Regions from separate parts of the Homo sapiens genome. Here region 1 is linked to region 2. Evidence: chromatin contacts called from ENCODE Hi-C or POLR2A ChIA-PET data. All regions are on one chromosome and are shown on one strand. The core of a region is the stretch at or near the end of the contact, and the rest is flanking DNA. Distances in the headings are between cores, read along the strand shown. Region 1 has its middle 41 kb from the start of IER5. Region 2 holds the start of STX6 (syntaxin 6).

What was found. Hi-C counts contacts between places; a loop is a spot of excess contacts on that map. ChIA-PET counts read pairs that join two places held with the same protein, here RNA polymerase II (POLR2A). Pooled maps may share reads with other maps.
Region 1: a loop to region 2 is called in a map with no recorded cell type, with 4 times the contacts of the local background. The contact joins the enhancer-like site here to the promoter of STX6 in region 2. A Hi-C loop is called at or near these places in 5 of 168 maps with a recorded cell type or tissue (HAP-1, K562, MCF 10A and 2 more), 15 of 37 single-sample maps with no recorded cell type and 10 of 50 pooled maps. POLR2A ChIA-PET finds 5 or more read pairs at or near these places in 20 of 52 experiments (A549, AG04450, B cell and 15 more).

Annotation. Positions count from the first base shown.
Region 1 is chr1:181,126,721-181,132,726 of GRCh38, forward strand. No RefSeq gene overlaps it. Among named protein-coding and RNA genes, the nearest start is that of IER5, 41 kb to the left of the region's middle. RefSeq lists enhancers at 2,132-2,231, 3,542-3,621, 3,872-3,981, 5,191-5,370, 5,401-5,450. Within about 2 kb of position 2,576, at least 13 of the 41 ENCODE cell types and tissues checked have a DNase peak (open chromatin) inside an H3K27ac peak, as active enhancers do; they include B cell and GM12878, where a contact is called at or near this core.
Region 2 is chr1:181,020,196-181,026,079 of GRCh38, forward strand. STX6 (syntaxin 6) reads right to left here and starts at 2,675. Exons shown (of 8, transcript NM_005819.6): 1 at 2,444-2,675. The coding sequence starts at 2,478. RefSeq lists an enhancer at 2,415-3,198 and silencers at 2,607-2,736, 2,857-2,956.

The DNA of each region.
Region 1 (6,006 bases), core at 1,326-3,825, 110 kb after region 2:
ATTGGGACATGGGTTTTAGGTGAGGGTTGGGAAATGCCTAGGGCTGGCAGGAGAGAATGGCCTGAGGGGCTCATGGCGGCTGGGCCAGGCAGGAGGGCTTGAACCTGGGGGCGGGCCTGTTGCATCCAGAGGGGCAGCTGGTAGAGGTGGCTCTGGAAATACGGGCTCTGGCAGATGATGGAAGGAAGACTGGGGAACAGTTTGATGGACTGATAGGTTTCCAGAGACTCTCAGCCAGCCTGGATAGTGACCTTTTGCAGGTGGAGCTGGTCAGTTTTGAGGCCTTTCCGTGGAAGTTCTGAAAGCAGAGGTCCCGCCCCTGGAAATCCCCCAGCCTACGCCGGCTTGTTGTTGTCCTGCAGCCCTGTGGGAGCTGCCTGACCCTGGGGCAGGGTGCACGGACTTAGATTAAGGCCAGAACCAAAGGTCAGCTTAACTGGAGTAGTATCCATGGGCTATGCCCCTTTCTTTTTAGCTCTCTGAAGTGTGGATGCTGCAGCATCAGGTTTCTGAAGGGCAGGAAAGGGGAGCTGACGTCAGCAGAGCACCTATGGAGCACCTGGCACTGTGCCAAGCAGCCTAGACTCCTCATGACACATGGGTAAAGCAAACATTATTATCTCCATTTTTTTTTTTAATAGTAGGAAACTGAGGCTCCAAGGGTTGGAAGTAGCTTTTCCCATGTCACGTGACTGGTACTGGGAACTCGAGTCTGCCCTGCTTCACAGCTCTTGTTCCTGCACAAGTGTCTCCGGAGAGGCTGGGGTACATCAGAACCTCCAGAGGAGGGGACTTGGGAGCTTGATGTTTAAAAAAGCAACACAGGCATGTGCAATGGAGAACTGAATTGGAAGCTTCTGCCTGTGGCTTTTTTTTTTTTTTTTTTTTTTTTGAGATGGAGTCTTGTTCTGTCGCCTAGGCTGGAGTGCAGTGGTGGAATCTTGGCTCACTGCAACCTCTGCCTCCCAGGATCAAGCAATTCTCCTTCCTTAGCCTCCTGCGTAGCTGGGATTACAGGCATGTGCCACCACACTCAGCTAATTTTTTTGTATTTTTAGTAGAGACGGGGTTTTACCATGTTGGCCAGGCTGGTCTCAAACTCCTGAACTTATGTGATTTGCCTGCCTTGGCCACCCAAAGTGCTGGGATTACAGGCATGAGCCACCGCGCCTGGCCTGCCTGTGGCTTTATTGAAGGCCTTAGTGGGGACATTGTTAGGTGCCTGCTTTTGCAACACCACCTTAGCAGGACTTACAGAATCTTAACTGGAAAAGAAACTTTAAACTGTATTAACTAGGCCGGGCACCGTGACTCATATCTGTAATCCCAGCATTTTGAGAGGCCAAGGTGGTGGTTGTGGTGGGGCTGGGGGGGTCATTTGAGCTCAGCCTGGGCAACACAGTAAGATCCTGTCTCACTATGGGCAGGGTGGTGCGTGCCTATAGACCTAATCACTTGTGGGGCTGAGGTGGGAGGATCGCTTGAACCCTGGAATAAACTGTGTTAACTGACTTTCCAGCTATGATGCCTGGGGAAGTCATTTAACCTCTCTTAGCCTCAGTTTTCTTGTCTGTACAATAGGGATCAAAATGTTTACCCTGCAGAACTCTTGAAGGATTAGGGATGTTATAGGAAATGACTTAGCATAATGCCTGGCCCAGCTAACCACTGAATGAATGGTAGCTGTTAACATTAACCAATGCGTCATTAAATCTTCTTTTTTGTGAGGGGACTGGGGGATTGTTGGCTCCCCTGTGGTCTGCTCACCCATTGCTGAGGCCCCCTCCTTGGCACAGCCTGTTCCATAGAAAGAGCAGACTGCCAGCCACTCCTCTCCTTCTTCCTGAGGAAGCCCAGTGTCCCCACGGGCCATCGGACCCTTGCCCCTGGCGCTTGAGGCTTGGACACATGGTGACACCCTCTGCTTTTCAGCTGGCAAGCGTGCTCCCTCTCCAGGCTGGCCCCAGGGCAGGCCGGGCAGGGGGAGCTGGCCTCGTACTGGGGATGCTGGTCCTCTGCCCTGCTCCTCTGCCAGCTGGGCGGCTGGGCCCGGCAGCAGCTTGGACTAGCTTGAAGGCCCAGCAGGGGCCTCTGTGGGCGGCAGCCTCCCTGAGCCCCTCTTTTAGCACCGGGCCATCTGGTGCCTCTGTCCCCTTTTGTGTGCCTGCGGGGAGAGGAGGGGAAGTGAAGGGGGAGGAGACAGGAGATCTCTCTGGCCAGCTTTCTTCTGAATTGAGGAGAAGGAGGAGTTTGAGACAGAGGGGAGCAGGGCCTGGGAAAGAGGTGGAGGGGACTCTAGGCTTGGGACTTAGGAGGAAAGGAGGAGGGAGACATGAGAGATGGGGGGGAGAAAGAAAGCCCAGAAGGAACGGACGCTCTAGGATCCTGGGTACGAGAGCTCAAAGGGAGAAGAGAGCAGAGAGAGCAAGCCAGAACCAGAATGCTGTGTGGAGAGGAAAGGGAGTGCTGCAGAAGAGGGAAGAAAAGCACTCAGGAAAGAACGATGTCCAGGAGTTGAAAGGGGTGCAAGACTCTCTCCAAGTACAATGTGTTAAGTTGGTGCCTTATTTCTGTTCTTGGAAAGAGGAAGTGAGAGTGTGTGGGTCGGATGCCCTTCCCTGGTCAGGCTGAGGGTCAAAGGGAGGGGCGGCTGAGACCTGCAGCGTGAATTTCCGCAGAGCAGCCTGGGGCCCAGCCTGGCCCTGCCCAGTGGCCATGCAGGTTGGTTCCCAGTCATGGCAGGCACCAACTGCGGACTCCCTAGGGGTGGGAAGAAAACGTCTCCTACTAATACCCCTTTGATGGGGTTCACCTGGGGAGTAAAAATGCATTACTGAGGGCATTAGAGGCATGACTTTAAAGAATGTCACGTTTGGGATTTTACAGGCTTTGAAGCACCTGTCCCCTGCCGGATGGCAGAACATCCCGTGTCTTCCATCAGGTCCCAATGGCGTGGCATGAATGATGCAGACACAGGAATAACAATAAAAGCATGTGGCTTTGTGCTTCTCTGGTGCCATGTTCATTTGGGCTCACGGTCTGCATTTGGTGTAGTCACAGAGGACACAGAGAATGGGCTATTTTCTCTGCTGAGGACAATACAGACTGGACTTGGGTTGAATGCCTGCCTTTCCCTGGCTCTGTTCCTGGAGCCCGCTCAGAGTTGAGCTCCTCTCCCTGCTGAGTTCTTCCAGGCAGTGGCCCCCTCCCTCTACACTCTGGCCCTGAGGTGTGGTTAGCCCAAAATCTGCCAAGTCATCTGCATAAGGCCTTATCAGGGTCTGTCTTCCAGTCCCATCTGGAAAGTACTGTCCTTGAAGTGGGAAATCTTTGCAAATGAACGCACGACTGAGGCACTGGGAGAGCACACTAGGCATGAGAAAGTTGAGTGTGACTGATTTAGTGCATGTAGGTCCATTTAACATCAACCAAGTGTCAAGATTTTTTTCTTCCACCATTAAGTTCACTTGAAGATCACAGGCTGGCAGCTCTAGGAAGCACTTTGCAGCTCCAGTGCTGGTGTGGGGGTGCTCCATCCTGCCTCAAAATGTCCCTGCAGTGGTTCAGCCCTGCTGGGCTCTGGAGGAGAATGTGCCTTAGACATGCTCCCCGAGGAGCCATGGGGAGCAGGGCAGGCCACGGGGGAAGCAATTGCTGCCAGCGGGGCACGCTCACCTTGAGGAAGGGCAGGCTGCGGCTCAGAAGATCCCTGAGCAAGGTCACCAGATGTGGCCAGCGGACAGCTGACAGCAAGCAGAGATCTTGGGAGATGTCTGTTCGTGTGCATCTGCAGACAGGCTCACAGCTGAGCCACCTGAAGAAGGGCTAGAGATGACTTGCAGCAACTGCTGTGTATCGAGCACTTACGACGTGCAGGGCTTTGCACGGCAGGTGGTCCCAATCAGTCCTTGCAGCACCCTTGAGAAGGATGAAGAAGCCGTGGCCCAGAGAGGCTAAGGGACTTGCCCACCATCACACAGCCAATAAGGGGCGAAACTGCTCTCCAAACTGTGGCCAGGGGTCAACAAAGGCTGGGCCTGAAGGAGTGCAGTGGAGGAGGGGCACAGCTGGTGGGGGTGTCAGGGAGGGTTGCATGGAGGAGGCCTTGAAGAATGAGCAGGACATTGACTCTTGGAAGGGTGATATTTCTTCCAAATGGAGAAAATAGCAGGCACCAAAGCACAGGGCCTATTTTGGGATCTGAGAAAAGGGCAGATTGTGGAGTGCTGTTTGGAAGAGTCAGGCCAGGGAGGCATGTTGTCCATTTGTGGAGTCTTTTTTTTTTTTCCATTCTCCATTTATTCATTTATTTATTTATTTATTTATTTATTTATTTATTTATTTATTTATTTGAGATGAGGTCTCACTATGTTGCCCAGGCTGGCCTTGAACTCCTGGGATGCGGTGATCCTCCCACCTCAGTCTTGCTAGTAGCAGGGATTACAGACCTGTGCCACATCACCTGGTTCATTGTATGAAGTCTTAATGCCACTCGGGGAGGCTGTATTTTCTTTATAGGGGTGGGGTCTGATGATGGTTTTGATGAGGGAAGTCCCATGGGTGGGCCTGTCCTGGCAGTGGCCTGAGGGGTTGGAATGCAGGGGAACAAAGAGCAGCAGGGCTGAGGCAGAAAAGCACTGTGGGGGCACAAAGATGGAGGGGTGGTGAGGAGGCCGCATCTACAGGGACACTGGGTGGGGACAGGGGATGAGTGGGTGAGAGTCGGGGCCTGAGAGGATTCAAAAGTGACTGAAATGATGATGGAGGGGTTATTTATAGAAATGGGGAAGTCACAGAGAGAAGGTGCCTTTGAGTCGGGGAGGGGACGGGAAGAAGAAGGAGGGAGTGGATTTTTATTTTGAACCTGGTGGTTGTCAGTGGTTTGCTGGACCTTCGGGGGGGCCAACAGTGAACAGCAGGGGCTCCCTGATAATCAACCCTAAAACCTTGTCTGGAACATGTTCAGCTTCTTCCTTGCCCACCCTCCTCCCACCCCGCCAGGTGCTGAGCTCACCCTTTGTGATTCTTGGCCTTACATTCTGCACCTCCCAGTGGCACTGGAACCTTGGATGCCCCGGGGAGCTGCAGGGCCCCAGTGACCAGCTGGTGCTGAGGGTCAGAGACTGCGACTGTGCAGGCCATGTCTGCAGGTGCTCCCCTGTGCAAGGCCTCCAGGGGTGGGGGTGTCCCTCAGACCTTCAGGGAAGTTGCTGATAAAGAATTTCCTTAGAGGGGGTAAGTCCCCCTCCCAGACCCAGCAAGGCCTTCTCTCTGTTTCCCCGGAAAAACCTCTTCCATCCTTCCGAAGCTCCAGGCCTTGTGGGTGTGACAGCGTGCCTGGATCCAGAGGCAGCAGGGGAAGGGGGAGACATTTTGGTTCAAGGGGCCATGGCAAAGGCACTGCCTGGCAGATGGAGGAGGGAGCTTCCTGCTGCTGGAGTGGCCGTCCTGGCTGTGAGTATCCTGTCCCCTCCACCCACCTGTTCACCTCCTTTTTTTTTTTTTTGAGATGGAGTCTCACTCTGTTGCCCAGGCTGGAGTGCAGTGGCGTAATCTCGACTCACTGCAAGCTCTGCCTCCTGGGTTCACACCATTCTCCTGCCTCAGCCTCCCGAGTAGCTGGGATTACAGGCGCCTGCCACCACGCCCAGGTAATTTTTGTATTTTTTTTTTGAGACAGAGTCTTGCTCTGTTGCCCAGGCTGGAGTGCAGTGGCTCGGCTCACTGCAAGCTGCGCCTCCCGGGTTCACGCCATTCTCCTGCCTCAGCCTCCCCGGCAGCTGGGACTACAGGCACACGCTGCCACGCCCGGCTAATTTTTGTATTTTTAGTAGAGACGGGGTTTCACTGTGTTAGCCAGATGGTCTCGATCTCCTGACCTTGTGATCTGCCTGCCTTGGCCTCCCAAAGTGCTGGGATTACAGGTGTGAGCCACTGCGCCCAGCCTAATTTTTGTATTTTTAGTAGAGACGGGGTTTCACCATGTTGGGCCAGGCTGGTCTCAAA
Region 2 (5,884 bases), core at 1,425-3,924:
CAGAACAAGACTCTGTCTCAAAAAAAAAAAATGTATTTAATGAACTTTAAATACAGATCAATTATTTCTGATGAAAATTTAATGTCCAAATTTAAATGTGCAGTAAGTGTAAAATATGTATCAGATTTAGAAGACTTAGTACAAAAGTAAAATATCTCATCAATAATCTTTAATCACATGTTGAATATTTTGAATGTATTAGAGATTACATTAGAATTAATTTCACCTGTTCCTTTATATTTTACTGCGGCTACTAGAAAATGTAAAATGACATACATGGCTGGCATTATACTTCTATTGGACAGCAATGATCCAATAGATCCCAGGACAGCTGAAAGAGGAAATGAGACCAGAAGCAGGAAGAACAATTAAAAAGACTCTGATAAGCATCCAGGTAAGAGAGACAGGCCTGATTATCTAAATTCTGCCCATCTTCAAAACCTAATTCAAGATACACTACTGCCTCCAAAAGCTCTCCTAATCCTAACAATTCCCAAGGAGTTACCTTTCTCTGAACTCCTGAGGCACTTATCTGTAGCATTCACTTCAACACTCATTCATTTGCCACCTGTCATTTCTATTTAATTTTGGGGTAATTTGTTTCTCAGATTAGACCAGAAGCTCCTAGGCTAAGGGCCATAATTTAGGCACCTTTAATTTTTGCATGCTGTGTAATGCATTTTTGATACTTTTAATAAACACAGGTACATGACTCCCCAAAAATCTGGATACACCTTCATGGGTGACTTTACCTTTCCACAGCAGAAGGAACTGAGAATCTCTTTTCCTTCAAGAACCTTAAAGATAGGAGCTAAAATGATGTAAAAATCAATCAAAACTCCCTCCAAGCCAATGTTCCGATAAAGTAGTGATATTTAATCAGTGAGCAAGCATTAGTAGACTGTATAGGATACCATCAAGAAAAAAAAATGCCAAGACAGAAGAATTTAGGCTTTTGACAAATTCCATAAAAAGTCAAACAAAAAATTTCTGATCATCTCTGATCTCTACCGCCAGAGATAACCTTTGCCAACCTAAGCATTAAGAACTTTCAATCAAGGAAAAAACATCTATTTTAAAAATTAACCCCTAAATCAATCCTTCTAATAAATATCACATTTTCTAGGTAGGGATACACATATTACCAGTAAATTTACAACTCAGCATTTTCCCATCTAAATTAGAGTAAGGTGAAGAAAAAAAACTTTCCAGGGAAATATTAAGAAGTAGTATAAATGTATTTTACTGCATAATCGATAAAGTATTTCACCTAAAATACCATTTAAATTTTCTACAACACTTGACTATACAACGGCCAGCTTGCACCACTACAGAAATAGGAAGCTAGCAGCAACTAGTAAAAAGCAAGGGACATTCTGTGGTGATCAGTACTGACCTGGGAACTTTGCAGTTTTCAGATTTTTCATGTTTGACATTTAAAACAGAAAACTGACAAGTTTCTAATAAGAAACTAAAAGTTACATCAGAATTGATCTTCTTGCATGTGTTTAATGGCTACGAAGTGGATATTACAAAGTGCAGTTGAAGACTCTATCTCCAAAGAAACAATCGAGCAATCAAAGATGAGCTAGGATAGCTTGTAAGGGAACAGAAGGCAGTCCTTTCTATTCTGAAAGGCAGAAGAAATAGGAGAAACCTGTCAAACAACCTGGATGAAATCAAGGAGTTAACAAGCAACACTCATTTCCTTTAGCACTGTGAGAAAATTCCGGTTGCTAATAGAAAGCTGAGGAAAGTTTGGTTTGGCTTGTTTCATTTTGTTTTCCTTCCAAATCATCACTGAGTATGAACGACTGCTTTCCTCTCCTCACATTACTCAGTAAAAACTCCCCCATTGAATTGTCTTCCGGTGCCCTGCTCCCCAGCCTCCCAGAACGGCCCCCGCCCCCGCCTCCCTCCCAGCAAACGTGCTCAGACGCCTCTGGGCTTGTTGTGGTCTCGCCAGTCTGCGGACAAGCGCTCCAAACTCAATGGACAATGGAGCTCACCCCCGTCAACGCGAACTACAAAGCTCAGGAGGGCCATTTCCCTTTTCCTGCCCAGATGCTGTTTTCGCTCCTTCGAAGCAAGATCCCATGCTCGACTAGACGGCCAGTGTGCGCCAGGACCCGCGTGTCTCCTTCCCCACCTGCAGAGCTGCTGAGCCCCTCGGCCCCCAAATAAATTGTACCGCAGCACACAGGCCAAAAAGGGCCCCCCACCACCAGGGGCTTGGCTGGGGACAGTGGCTTCACGGTCCAGGTAGGGATGGAGGGAACGTCTCTTGACGCTTGGTCATGGCCCTCAAGACTAAGCCGTCTCCACTGTTCCCCCTCCCCAGCTCCAACTTGCCTCCCCTCCCCCCACTGCGAGAAGACCTAGGAGGTGCGGGCAGGCAGCACCGCCACCTCTTCCTCCGGTGGAGCGCTCGGCCGACACTCACCCTTTCACCACAAAGAAGGGGTCCTCCATGGACATGGCGTCCCGGCCCCGGCCGCCTTCACCTCCTCCGCGCACAGGGCGCCCGTGCCTCCCGGTCTCCCTCCGCCCACCCCGCCTGTTCCCGCAGCTGCCCGCGCCTTAGTCTGGGTGAAGCCGAGCAGCGGGCACGCGCACAGGCCAGGTGCACAGGACGGCCGCTGGTCCAGCACTCGCTCAGCACCACTGGCCGAATCCCGGACTCGGGCGCCGGCCCCCTCGGCAGCCTCCAGTCCCGGCTCCTCCCGAAGCGTCGGAGGGCCTGACCCCACCCCCGGGACCCTCGGCCGCGGCCAATCACGAACGCCGCCTGAAACACGACTTCCGCACCCCGCTCACGTGACCAGGGCATATATCTCTCTCTCTCTCTCTCTCTCCTCTCTCTCCTCTCTCTCCTCTCTCTCCTCTCTCTCCTCTCTCTCCTCTCTCTCCTCTCTCTCTCTCTCTCTCTCTCTCTCTCTCTCTCTCTCTCCCCCCCCCCCCAGTGGGCGGGGCTTACGCCTGCGTCCCTCGGCCCTGGAGGCGGAGCCCTCGGGGCGGTGGAGGTGGGCGGGCTTCTACAGCCCTCTCCTCAAGCTTGAGGGTGAGGAGTGGCTTGTTCCCTCAGAACTAGGCAGTCGGCTTTTCAGGATAAGCTGTAGTTGTACCTGATTTGCAAAATCCTCTTACCTTTCCTCTACTTTTAATACTTAATTTTGACAGTATGTAATTTATAAATCTATCTGGTCCTCGACTTAAAATGAAGCATAGTATCTGATTATAATGTTACACAGATCCTTTAAGTAGGTCTTGCTTTGTGTTGGACAGTGTGCTAAAGGTTGTGTATGCATCATCTCAGTATCCTTTGGGGGAAAGTATTATTCCCCCCTCCCCCTTTTTGGGGGGCAGGGTCTCTCTCTGTCACCCTGGCTGGAGTGTAGTGGCACAATCACAGCTCACTGCACCCTTGACCTCCTGGGCTCAAGCGATCCTCCGGCCTCAGCCTCCCGAGTAGCTGGGACTACAGGTGAGCGCCACCACGCCCGGCTAATTTTTAAATTTTTTATAGAGATGGGGCTCTCAGTATATTTCCTAGGCTGGCCTTGAACACCTGAGCTCACATGATCCTCCTGCCTCTGCCTCCCAAAGTGGTGGGATTATGGGCGTGAGCCACCACACCATCCATTTTTCTCATTTTGTAGATAAGAAAATAAGTTCAGAGAGGCTTGAAGACTTCCTGTAGTCACACAGCCTGGACAGGGCAGAACTGCAGATTCTGTGCACTTTCCACCAGATGGGGTGTACTTTCTGTTGCTGTACATTCTGCAAATAACCATGTAAAGTAATTTTTCATACAGCATATGGTGCTTCCCAGGAGAGCACACCTTCGAGGAATAAAGAAGGGGCCAGGTATGACAACTTCCTCTCACTGTGGTTCAAGAGCTATTCGAGAAAACATTTTGCCCAGAACCATTAACCAACTCATATGCTAGATATGCTATGAAATTTGTGGATGGGGATTGTGGACTTTGATTGCTGAAAATCATTGAGCACTTACTGTGTGTGTGTGTCAGGCAGGATGTTAAGTGTTATCTCAGTTGCTCTTACAATGTGATAATTACTGCTATCATGCCCATTTTATAAATGAGAAATCTGAGACTCGGAGGTTAAGTGACTTGCCCAAGGTCACCAGTCTGGAGCTGGCACAGTCCTTGGAGCAACACAAACCCCGTTTAAACCTTGGCTCTATCATTCAGTTCCTCATCTATAAAACATAAATAATAATAGCTAGTTCATGGGTTGTTGTGATGGTTAAATAAAAATGTGTGTAAACCTCAAGATCCCAAAGGACTAAGTTACTGAAGTCAGGAAAACCAGTAAGGACGCTGCTAAAGTCATGTGGCCTGAAGGGATGAGGTCCAGACCAGGATGACAGCGATTGAGAACAGAGAAGGAGTGAATCTGACAGATGTTTCAAAAGGAAAACAAGACTAAACACCTAGACATGATGAGGGGCTGAATGGGTTTCAGGAGGGGAGAGAAGAGAGGGGTGAAAGCCAAAATCCCTGGAGGAGCGAATGATGGAAGGCAGATGTGGGGAAAGGAAGCAGTGTCCAATACTAGTGATTGCTAATGTTTATTGGGAGAGAACTGTTTAATTTACTTAGCTGGGGAGGTGAAAACGTGTCATCGTTCATTCATTCAACAAGCACATGTAAATTGAGGGGTAGGTGAGCATGGTGTTGAAGACCATCCTTGGAGTCTGATTGCTTGAGTTCTGCTGCTTCCTGACTGTTGCATCTCAGGCAAGCCGCTTCATCTCTCACTATCCTCAACTGTGAAATAGACACCGTAATAACAGCTTCCTTATAGAGTGTCATGAGGTGATGTGTGAAAAGTGCTTAAAACAGTGCCTGACACATGTTGTGCTCCTACTGTGTGCTAAGCACTGAGACACAGGCATGAACAAGGCTTGGTTCTTGCCTTCAAGGAACTGTCAGACTGGTGGGAGAGACAGACTGGTGGGAGAGACACACAGTGAGAGAAGGGCACAGGTTGCCATAGAAACACAGCGACAAGATACCAGTATATTTGTGTGTTTTCGGGGCTGGGGCAGGGGGTTCCTAAGCAGTGACTAGAAGCAGCCAGGAGAAGGGGGCCATGTTGCTGGAGTAGAAGGAAAAGGATGGGGGCAGCAGGAGCTAAGCCTGGAGGTGGACAGGGTCAGATTATCAGGGCCCTTGTTTGTAATGTTCAGAATAGTGGACGCTTCCTATGGACAGTTCCCCATGGGGACTGAGGGAATTGACAGGGTCAGATTGGCATTTGAGACAGATGCTTCAGTGGCTAGGAGGTTATGGTCCAGAGGAGGGATGAGGGTATCCTGAGCTGGGCTTGTGACAACTAAGGTGGAGAAGAGTGATGCATTTGAGACATACTTTAGAGGCAAAGTTAGTATACTTGGTGACTGATTGGTTCAGGGTATGGGGGAATTGATGAAAGAAGAGGGAGGAAGGCTTCTGGGGTTGTAAATGGGTAGTGTTGGTTCCAACCATCAAGAAAGAGAACACAAGAGGAGGATTTGATTTAGGGTGAATGTAAATTAGCTGTTAGCATGTCATTTATCCCCACCAAACAGTAAACTCCTGGAGGGACAGGATACTATGTTAATGTTATTATCACCTAAGTGCCTGACACGGCCTCTTATTATCTGTTCCATGAATTTCTTAATTGGACCACATATGACAGGCCAGAGTTTTATAAGTAGTAATAGAAGATAGAGGACAGAGGCTTGGGTTCCCATAATTAGGGGATTAGAAAAAGCACCAACAATGGAGATAGTGGAGTGTCAAGATATAAAATGTGTGTATGTGTGTGTGTGTGTGTAGGTGTTCCTTTCTTTAATGTGTCACCCTCCTTTACCCTC